Regions from separate parts of the Homo sapiens genome. Here region 2 is linked to region 1. Evidence: read pairs that join two places in POLR2A ChIA-PET (ENCODE). Cell type or tissue: OCI-LY7. All regions are shown on one strand.

Region 1 (5,000 bases):
AGCTAAGAGGATTGGGTAAATCTTACAGCATCTCTTATTGAACCACAGTCTCAGCATGTGCCAATTACTTACAGCTAAATCTATTTTATCTTTTTATAACTCCATAAAGTAAAATAGAAAAGACACATTATCACAAAAACTTAATAGGTGAACAAAGTAAGAAAAAAAAATTCAGTAAGTGTAAGTGAAGTTACGCAAGTTTCCATCAGCTCTGGAACTCACATTTCCCAAACTCACTGCAATGGTTTTTGTGAGAGCATCAGACTCTTACTCAATGAATGTGTACATTGAGCAGCTAATAGCAAATCATCCATCATCACGTACACACAATAGAAATTCTGCTCTATCATTTTTCTTCACAGTGACACATAAAAAGATTGTTTGGCTAACTGAAGCCCTGGTTACTGAAGGTTCCCTCCTGTGAGCAAACCTTATGAGGCTTACCCTGGAGATGACTAAGTCTGGCTCTATGATTCTACAAGACACATACTAATTTTCTTTCTTAGATTTTTATTATTTTCTCTGCACTTTTAATGGCAGGTAGAGTTTTAAGCCATCTTTTCTAATATGCATGGTTTACCTGTACTTAAAGATTTCTTCTGTAAAGAACCTTGCAGCTGGTCTGTGGTATTTTATGAAAAAAAAAAAAGAGAGAGAAATAAAACATCTCTCAAAATGCATCCTGAAAAGAAATAAGAAACACAATATTAGAATCCACAGTTAGGATCCACAGCACTACTTTCAATCAGTTACACTCTACTGGCCCCCCAGGAAGTATTAATAAAATAATCTGTTACGTATCAATTGAAAGGGACTGAAAGAAGCACAGAATTGACCTCAATGAAAGAAAGCTAAACCAAGTGAAAATTAAAAGAAGGCAACTACACAAATCTAAGTGTTTGTAGGTCAAATGCATTTCTGCAAAATTTACAAAGAGAATATTACAGACTGTTGGCTGCCATGACTTGCCTAAATGTCAGTGACCTGAGGCCAATCACCCTCAGAGTAAGGACATGGAAGTGTTACAGGATCCTTCGAGTGTCACTTCACCAGCCAGAAATCTCTGTGACCAGTGACACCTTAGCCCAAGTTTTGTTCAGGCCCACTGGGCCCACTCAGCCTGGTAGGCTGCGCTCAGCTCACACTACCAACCTGGATCTCATGCCTACCAAGGGTGAGTGGAGAGGCGAGAGTGTGTGAGCAAGCATGCTTGAAGTCTGGCCACTGTGCACAGGCAGGCACACTGGCTGTGGTGTGGTAAGCAGCTCCAAGAGCTGGCACCAGCGCCGGCTCACTGCGAGGCTGTGGCTAGACCAGGTGCACTGCAAGCAGCTTCCACGGCTGGCACTGGGGAACACGGTGGCACCCAGAAGCTTAGAGATGCCAGGAACTGCAGAAACCCAAAGAGGATTGGGGAGCTCCTAGGTCTGGGATCCCTGAGGGACCATAGCTCTTCTCTCCTTCTTGTCACCCGCAACATGGTGAGCAAAGAGGGTGTTTCAGCCTGTTTATGTTGCAGTTCTTTCAGCCTCGCCATTTGGCAGGTCCCAAGTTCTTGTCCTGCGTGTCCAGGAAGAATGGGGTATGTGGATAAGTGGAGGGACAGCAAGGTAAAGAGAAGCTTTATTGAGCAACAGAACAACTCAAAGGAGACCCTGGAGATGGTGGCTTCTCTCCATAGCCATGGCAACCCAACAGGTGCTCAGCTCTCAGCAGAGGGGAGGCCCTGGAGTTGGTAGCTCAACTCCGCAGGCAGGTCATCCCTTCCTCTTCTCAGCTCTCAGAAGAGGGGAGACCCTGCGGTGGGTGGCTCCTCTCCACAGCGGGTCATCCTGTCATCTCTCTTTTTGAGTCTGGCTTAATGGGGGTAGGGGAGGACGGGGGGCTCTTATGGGCTTCAGAGGAGAGGAAGTGTGTGCTGATTTGTCCATGGATGACCATGAGTGGGCCCAGAAAAAGCACCATAAGTTTCCACTCTGGTCCACAGGGCAGGCAGCCAAGGCCCCAGGCTTCAGGCCTTCCCTGACTTGAAGGTGGGGATTCACCAGAGACCTGCCCCTTTCCACACAAGGGCCTGTCTCCTTCCATCACTCACTGTTCACCCAGGCTGGGCATCCAGGGTGTTCCTGCACAAGGGCACCTGCAGGCCAGCATCAAGCTACACTTAGCACCCCCTCGGCCTCATTCCTGTGCTCCTTGGCACCCAAAGTCTGGAAGGGGCAGCATGGGGCTGGGGTGTCAGCACTGCTGAAAGCCTGCACACAGCTGTCTGGGTTGTGACAGTGCCTGAGCTCGACCTCAACTCCCCTCCAAGATCAGAACAGGGTCTAGGAACAGGGAGAGGCCAGGCAGCAGGAGCAGGCACTTCAGAGCCTGCGGTGATGGGGTGGCCTTCCTGGGCCCCCGAGAGTGCAGAGATGCCCAGGTCCCCAGCCAAGGCTTCTGCAGCTGTAGCTGTGCCAGAGAGCGCTTTCCTGCCTGCTCCTGGCCCCCAAGAGCACAGGGAGGTCCAGGTCCACACCTGTGGCTTGGCAGCTGCAGCTGCACCCAGGAAGCATGAGGCTCCCACGCTCACAACTCAGAAGGGGGCGGGGCTTACACCTATTTCCTGTTCCCTCCAGCTCAGTGGAGCACTCAGCCCCAGCTGTGCCTCCCCCATTGCAGCTGACATCATGGTCGCAGCAGCTCCAGGTGGGTTGCCACTGCTATCAGAAGGCTCAATCCATTTTTTTCTCACCAAGTGTGCCCTCAGTCAGAGTTCTATTATTAATAGTAGTGGCTAAGACAGCCTCAGAATCCTGGATTACTTTTAAGCAATACAATGTTTTCCATTAAAAAAAAAAAAAGCCAGTAAGGTACAGGGAACTCTACAAATAGATATTATATACAATAGTCAAAAAAGTAATTTCTGCCTTTATTCAAAATTTTTATAGTTCATTTCAGCTAAATCAAGGGCTAACGAAATTTACTGCTTTTATTTTCTTCTAGTTTGTTTCTTTCCACATTCTTAGAAAGCAAACTTAGTTCTCTAAACTCTGTATAAACGGCTTCATTGATTTCAGGTAGAAAGATAGATAATATCTTGAAATTATCTTTATTCTAAAGGCACATGTCTGTATTTAAGACATAATATGTGAATTAGTTCTGTAATTATTTTCCATAAATGTTTAAATAAAGCACTATATACAAATTGCATATGAATGCATTTCTAAATCAATGAAACTCTGCTTGCTAATAATGAGTATTCGTTGTTTTGTTATTGTTGAGTTTTAGCTGTTCTTTGCATATTCTTGAGGGACTAAATGGCTAAGTTGGCTGGACTTCCTGGGTCAATAAGGACTTCCCTAAGGGGACTTTCCCCTAAGCCAAAATGAGTCATAGCTGCAAGCTAAGGGATTGAAACTTCAACCAATCATAGGAAGTTTAAGCTCTAGCTGCAGCCTGATGTTTTCAACCAATCAGGCCCGCCAACCCACAAGTGGCTAGAAAATAAGCTAATTCTATAGGACAGAAAAAGGAAAAGGGGAGGGGTCATAAGGGGATATAAGCGTAACACACCCAAGCCAGAAACAGCAAGCCTTACGGGTCCCCTTCCACTACGTGGAAGCTTTACTTTCGCTTTCGTTTTACTTTGGCTTTCGCTTTAATAAATCTTGTCGCCGCACACTCTTTGGGTCCACACGTTTCTCTAATCAAGCTGTAACACTCGGCGCTGCGGTCCATGGCTTCATTCCTTTAAGCCCGAGAGACCACGAACCTTTCGATAGAGAAAAGAACTTCGATCCGGAGAAGACTTCTTGTCTCATTCTGCATGCACATCATTTATCCAGTGTGTGCTTTGCAAATATTTCTTCCCAGTTTTTCAAAATTCTTTTCTCATTGTTTTTCAGAGAACAAAATATTTGAATTTTGATAAAGTACAATTTTTTTATAGATTTATTTTGTTGTATTTTTTAAAAACTCTGCCAGTCCAAGTTCATACACAATTTCCCCTGTTCTCTTTTAAATGTTTTATAGTTTTACGTTTTCCACTGAGGTCTATGATCAAATTTAGTTAACTTTGTACAAGATGTGAGTTGTGGGTTAAGGTTGCTGTATTTATTTATTTGTTTGTTTGCATATAGACATCTAATTGATGTAGAACCATGTGGTGAAAAGATTACTTTGATTCCATTTTCTTTTTTCACCTTTTGCAAAACTCAGTTAATTATATTTGTATGAATCTATTTCTGGTGTGATGCCCAAGTAGAAAAAAGTAGTTTTAATTTTTCTGCTTATATCCCCTAATTGTCAACTCAATGGTCTCATATTTTCCTTTGATTCATCAAGCATATGTTCTTTGAATTTGTGAATGTATTTTCAATAGAAGTGTCTGCTAAATCCTGCTTCTGAAGACAATTATATGCAGCTTCCACTGATTTATATTTTTATTATGTCACACTTTCCCTTTTCTTTGCACGTCAGTAATTTTTCTTTGAAAACTGAACATGGAAAATAATACATTGTGTTAGGTTTAAATTCTATTGTGTTTTTCTGAGAGTTATTAGCTTTCTCTTCTAATTTTTAACTTTCCTAAACTAAAAATGTAAATTTTGTCACTCCAAAATAAGCAGCTGCTGAGACCTGGGCTTTGCTCTGGTAACTTCCCCTGTAGTGTTGCTGTAGATTGTGAGCTCTCCCTCCTGTGAAACTTCCCTGTGCCTGTGAAATTGGTTCTTCACCCAAGAATTGAAATAGAGATGAGGCTCATCCTCTTTTAGGTTCTCTTACTTCTGAAAATTTTCCCCTAATTTCCAACTTTGATCTCTGTAGTCCAACACTTCATGTTCTCTTTTACCTAAATTGTACACGGACTCTGTTAAGAAATTCATCGAATCACAGTTCTGGATCCGAGTAACTCCATCTTTCCACAGTAGATTCCTCTCTACTCTGCTTATTTGGTCCTGGACATTTCTCCGAGAACAAGCAGTTTAGCTGTCATTCAGATATTTGAAGAATTT
Region 2 (5,000 bases), 400 kb after region 1:
ATAAATCCAGAAAAAGTTACTGATAAAACATCAAATCACAACTTAAAATGAAATAACACCAAAGATCACCTACTGAATTTTTAATCTGATTTTTAGGCTTAAAAATTTAAATAGAATTACTTGGCCTTTATGCTATGAATTATTTATGGTCACTTACTCTGTCATCAGGATACAAGAGTGACCGCAAAATTGTCAGAAATTGAAAATAAGTTATCTTTGTGTGAATTCAAAAAGTCAAATAAAGCTATTTCTTTACAAAGGCCCAGTTTCTTGGAGGATAAACAGAGGCACATGTGAGGGAACATACGAGGTTGCGGTACTTGATGACGTCACTGTCAGCACTGTGCTTTCACCGTGAGTGGCCAAGGCACCACTGCCTCCTAGAACTGCTGTCCCATATGGCCAACACTAGCCACGTGGCTATTTAAATTCCTATTTTAATTACAAGGAAATAAAAATAAACATGCAGTTTCTCAGCCACATCTCAGGCGATTGGCCACATTTCAAGTGTTCTAGAGCCACACGAGGCCAGTAGCTCCTCGAACAGACAGCTCAGGTGAGAACGCTCCCCTCACCCCAGAAAGTTCTACTGGACACCACTTTCCTAGGAGTTTCCTACTTAAGATGGAAAACAAAGGTCCAAGGATAACTGAAACTGACTTGCAGGCGGCAGCAAAAAGCAAATTACCACAAAAATAGACAGTTAGTTATTGTTATTAGGAGTAGTTGAAAGTAAAGTTAATTGAATGAAAGGAGACATGTATATTTGGGAGCAGTTTGGAATCATTTATGAGAGAATGTCAAAATGTAGACAATTTAAAAAACAAGGCATTCCATCTACTTTTCTATTCAATGTTTTTTTTTATTATTATACTTTAAGTTTTAGGGTACATGTGCACAACGTGCAGGTTTGTTACATATGTATACATGTGCCATGTTTGTGTGCTGCACCCATTAACTCGTCATTTAGCATTAGGTATATCTCCCAATGCTATCCCTCCCCACTCCCCCCACCCCACAACAGTCCCCGGTGTGTGATGTTCCCCTTCCTGTGTCCATGTGTTCTCATTGTTCATGGAATACTATGTAGCCATAAAAAAGGATGAGTTCATGTCCTTTGTAGGGACATGGATGAAGCTGGAAACCATCATTCTCAGCAAACTATTCAATGTTTTTAACATTTATTACATACATGTTAAATTACATAAATGTTGAAAACATTGAACATGAAGAGAGTTTTTTAGACCATTTCAAAAAAATATTTTGTACTCAACTGCTGTACTTTAGGTTTGAGAGATAAAAGAACATTTACTATATACAATCTGGGATTCATTCAACAAACATTTATTGAGCAACTTAGTTTACACCAAGATTCCCTAGCTGTAAGATTGCAAGATGCAAGACATAGTGCTCCAAAAGAGCTGCAGGCACACTTACCTGGAAGCAGGGCAATTAGAATAGGCCATGATGGGCCTGTATAAAGTGGCATGAGCACTGACACCCATGATTGAGTAATGGAGCAACGCAGAGGGAGAGTCCACTTTAGAGGAAAAGAAAACCTAGTGGGAATAACAGCATGAAGAAGAAAGTCCAAGAGACAAAGTTCAGGTTGGAGAAGTGTGGAGAGAAAGATAAAGACAAAAAGGTTTCCTGAATTCTTAGAACTACAGAGAGACCGTGACAAGAACAAAGGTACAATGTGATGACAACATGCAGAGGGTTTGACTGATCTGAAATGAGCAGAGTCCACTCCCAGGTGTCTTTGCAATGGACACTTACAATTTTCTAACGTCATTTTAAAGAAAAACCTCACAAGCACATGTGGGAATTGGCAATTGCAGGCGGAGTCATCCATGGCCCACTTGGTGCCCTTGGGAGAGGGCCTGAGCAGGAGGAGGGAGCGGGACTTATATGACAGAGCAAGAACTCCTGGAGGGGAAAGGGCTGAGTTTGCTATTGGAGGGTTAATGTGAGCTGAGATGGGAGGGTGCATCCTGCAGACCTGCTAACGGCAGTGCATCAGCCTAGGTGATGCATCATGCCCTGTGTAGCACTGAAGCCCTGGGAACCCAGCTCTGGAAAAAAAAAAAAAAAAAAAACCCTGGTCTAGTGCCCATTGGAAAAGCTGAGGAGCCTGAACTGCTCAGATCAAGACTGGCTTCTGCAGGGGCTCCTCTTCCTCTTTGACTCCTGCCAGAGAGAAGGAGAGAAGAGGCTGGTATGTATACTCTGAGAACTAACAGGAGTAGCTAACTCTACCAGAAGGTTGGGAAGGTTTCCTAAAGAAGGGAATAAGATGAGCTGTGTTTGGGAGAATTAACAGAAAAAAAAAAAAATCCAGTAACTACAGAGGTGGAAAGCAAAGAGAGAAGGCAAACTGACTGTATACCTAGAGCTGCCCACGGACCTCACCCAATCTCATTAGGAGTTCCTTAGGACACCTGCGAGGTTGGACCATGTGGGAGGACCCAGAACTTCAGCAATAGGAGTTCATTAAAAATAACCAGCCCAGGAGAATACACTAGTGTGGAGGGGACACATAGAGTGTGACAACTCAAAGCACGACCAACCTGAGACGCTTTCAACAAAACCAAAAATGAAAATGTTGGATTTACATATTCTCAGGCTTTCAGTTGATAACTGTAAAATGTCTATCCCTAATTTCTCTTCCAAGTTAAAATCCATAATTCTAGTTGCCTTGAAGGCAGTTTCTTGGATCTCCCATAAATTCATGTCTTCTGGAGTCTCCCTAAATTGTTTAAATCATACTCACCATCCTTATTTTCCACAGATCTAGATTTTCACCTGCAATGGGGATTAAATAGACTTTATCTCAGTTAACAGTGCTGACGGCATCACCCAAGACTGAATGCATCCTCATCTCCCATGTTCTTATCCATGGCATGGAACCGAACTAGTTGGTTCTGCCTCTGAGATCTCCTTTAATCTGACAGCTCCTGGTCCTCCTCTCTGCCTCAGCCTTGGTCAGGATGTGTACTATTTATTCAGTCTTAAAGTTTGTTTCCCAGCCTCCAGGTTCTTCTTATTCCTGTCAATTTGGGGAGGTGCCAATCCCTATGACATGTCAGCACTCAGAGCTCCTCATCCCACCACTGTAGACAGTTAACTTAATTGAGAAAGAAGGTATACTGAAATGATCTTTGAGTTCAAGAAATGGACATTTTTGAATAAACATACATTAAGAATATTTTTATTTATTCATGTATAAGTTACCAAAAGGCTAGGAAGCTTATCCTAGATAGGAAGCACGGTGCTGGACAGTATGGAGTCCAAATAAATAAGATGAAGTACCTGCTTCAAGATGAACACCACCACAATCTATATGCCATGACTTTCTCACAATAAACCTGAGTCAATTGTACACAGCATGACTACTAAGGTTGTTCAATAAAGAAAACTAAACTTTGCCTTTCTTAGGATGAACTTTAAATAGTAAAACACTCTGTTTCACAACATTTTTTAAAAACTGAAACCTTATTTATGTCTTGCTGATCTTAATTAGCCAAGGAAAATCCAAAAATTTCAACTCAGATCTGAAGATCTTAAATTAGAAGGAGTTTACTTACTTAAAAAGAGGTATGAGAAACAAAGTTAAATGAAATAGCTAAAATAATTCAGGGTAAAACACAAATTTCTGATACAGGTTTAATATTTAAATTTTCAAATACTTCTAACTAATGATCAATATTTGAAAATATGTGTCAAATATCCTATAATAAGTAAAAATCAGTAACGTTTTCAGCATTTTCAGTTACAGATATGTGATAGTGACTTATTTTTTAGTTATTAAGAATATAACAAATGTCAATAGACACATACATGCACATGCATGCAGGAGAGCATATACACATGTGCATGGGATGCTGGACAGCATGAGTGAAGGCGTCTTAGGAAAGGTAGTTCACCCACACTCTGGTGCTCTGTTCCCGTGCACAGCAGAAATTACTTAGGGAACTCCATTCTGGAAGTAACCTCTCCCTTTAAATCTGCTACTTTTCTCCTTTTTAAGGTGGAGCAGCACATCACTGGTCCAATTTTCATAATGTGCAAGAAACACCACTTTACCAAATGTTTTATCTCATTCCTGTCAAATGTTTTTAGCTCCTGGACCCTATAGGGTCTCTGCTTGCCACAAAGCAAGAGAGGCCAAACCTCGGACTCTGACAAACATCCTTCCTATTCTCTCCTAGTTGAAGGAACAGCCATCAGGAGAAATCAATTCAGTCTATATTCATAACCTGGCAAGGATGGCTACAACCCACATGGGCGTGCTTCTCACATATTCCCTATCAGGTCTGATGAGAAAATACTTTTAAAACCCCAGAACCCCTACAAGTAGGTCAAGAGGTTAAAATGGTTTGCTTCTTAAAACACACGCATACACACACACACCCTCGCAACCCTTTTCCCTAATACACTTACTGTTGAGTGTACCTCCACACACACAAAAATAACTTTTAGAGGTTGAAAAGTTGATTTTACTGGAAAACGTTATATTCAAATTTTCTTGGGCATCTTGTGTGATGATAAAAGGTACAAGTACAAAAATAGCTGAACATCAGAAAGAGTAACATGTTTTTAAGAGAAATGTCACATCTCGCTTATGTCAGAAAGAGAAAAATGTAGTAACATTTTTAGTGCCTGGTAGATAACCAACAAAGCACACACACACACACATACACACACACTCACACATGCACAAACACCATTTTTAAATTTAATTCTCACTATTACCCTATGACCTGGGGGTGTCATCTAAAACAAAAATGTTCAGCTTTATTTGCTCATAAAGATAAGCATCTGTCCTGTTTGCTGTGATTAATCAACTACAATGTATGAAGAATCTGAGATTCAGAAAAAAGTATATAAAAATGAAGGTTAGCTATTTAGTAAATAGTTGAGGCAGGACTTAACCATTCATAATAATAATAGTTATGCTGTTATTGAAATGAATGCATTATTTATGTTGTACTCATATA

What was found. ChIA-PET counts read pairs that join two places held together with the same protein. Peaks named below come from ENCODE experiments on the same cell type or tissue, not always from the same donor. Only the 100,000 strongest peaks of a DNase experiment are listed, where the experiment ranks them.
Region 2: POLR2A ChIA-PET joins it to region 1 with 8 read pairs; 2 of 35 experiments call an interaction of 5 or more read pairs at or near these places.

What each region holds. Positions count from the first base shown.
Region 1 is chr2:4,671,752-4,676,751 of GRCh38, reverse strand. No RefSeq gene overlaps it. Among named protein-coding and RNA genes, the nearest start is that of LINC01249, 18 kb to the right of the region's middle. In OCI-LY7, no CTCF peak of the experiment used is centred here; a DNase peak (open chromatin) is centred at 2,601; H3K4me3 peaks cover 791 bases; H3K27ac peaks cover 1,467 bases.
Region 2 is chr2:4,273,907-4,278,906 of GRCh38, reverse strand. No RefSeq gene overlaps it. Among named protein-coding and RNA genes, the nearest start is that of LINC01304, 300 kb to the right of the region's middle. In OCI-LY7, no CTCF peak of the experiment used is centred here; no DNase peak of the experiment used is centred here.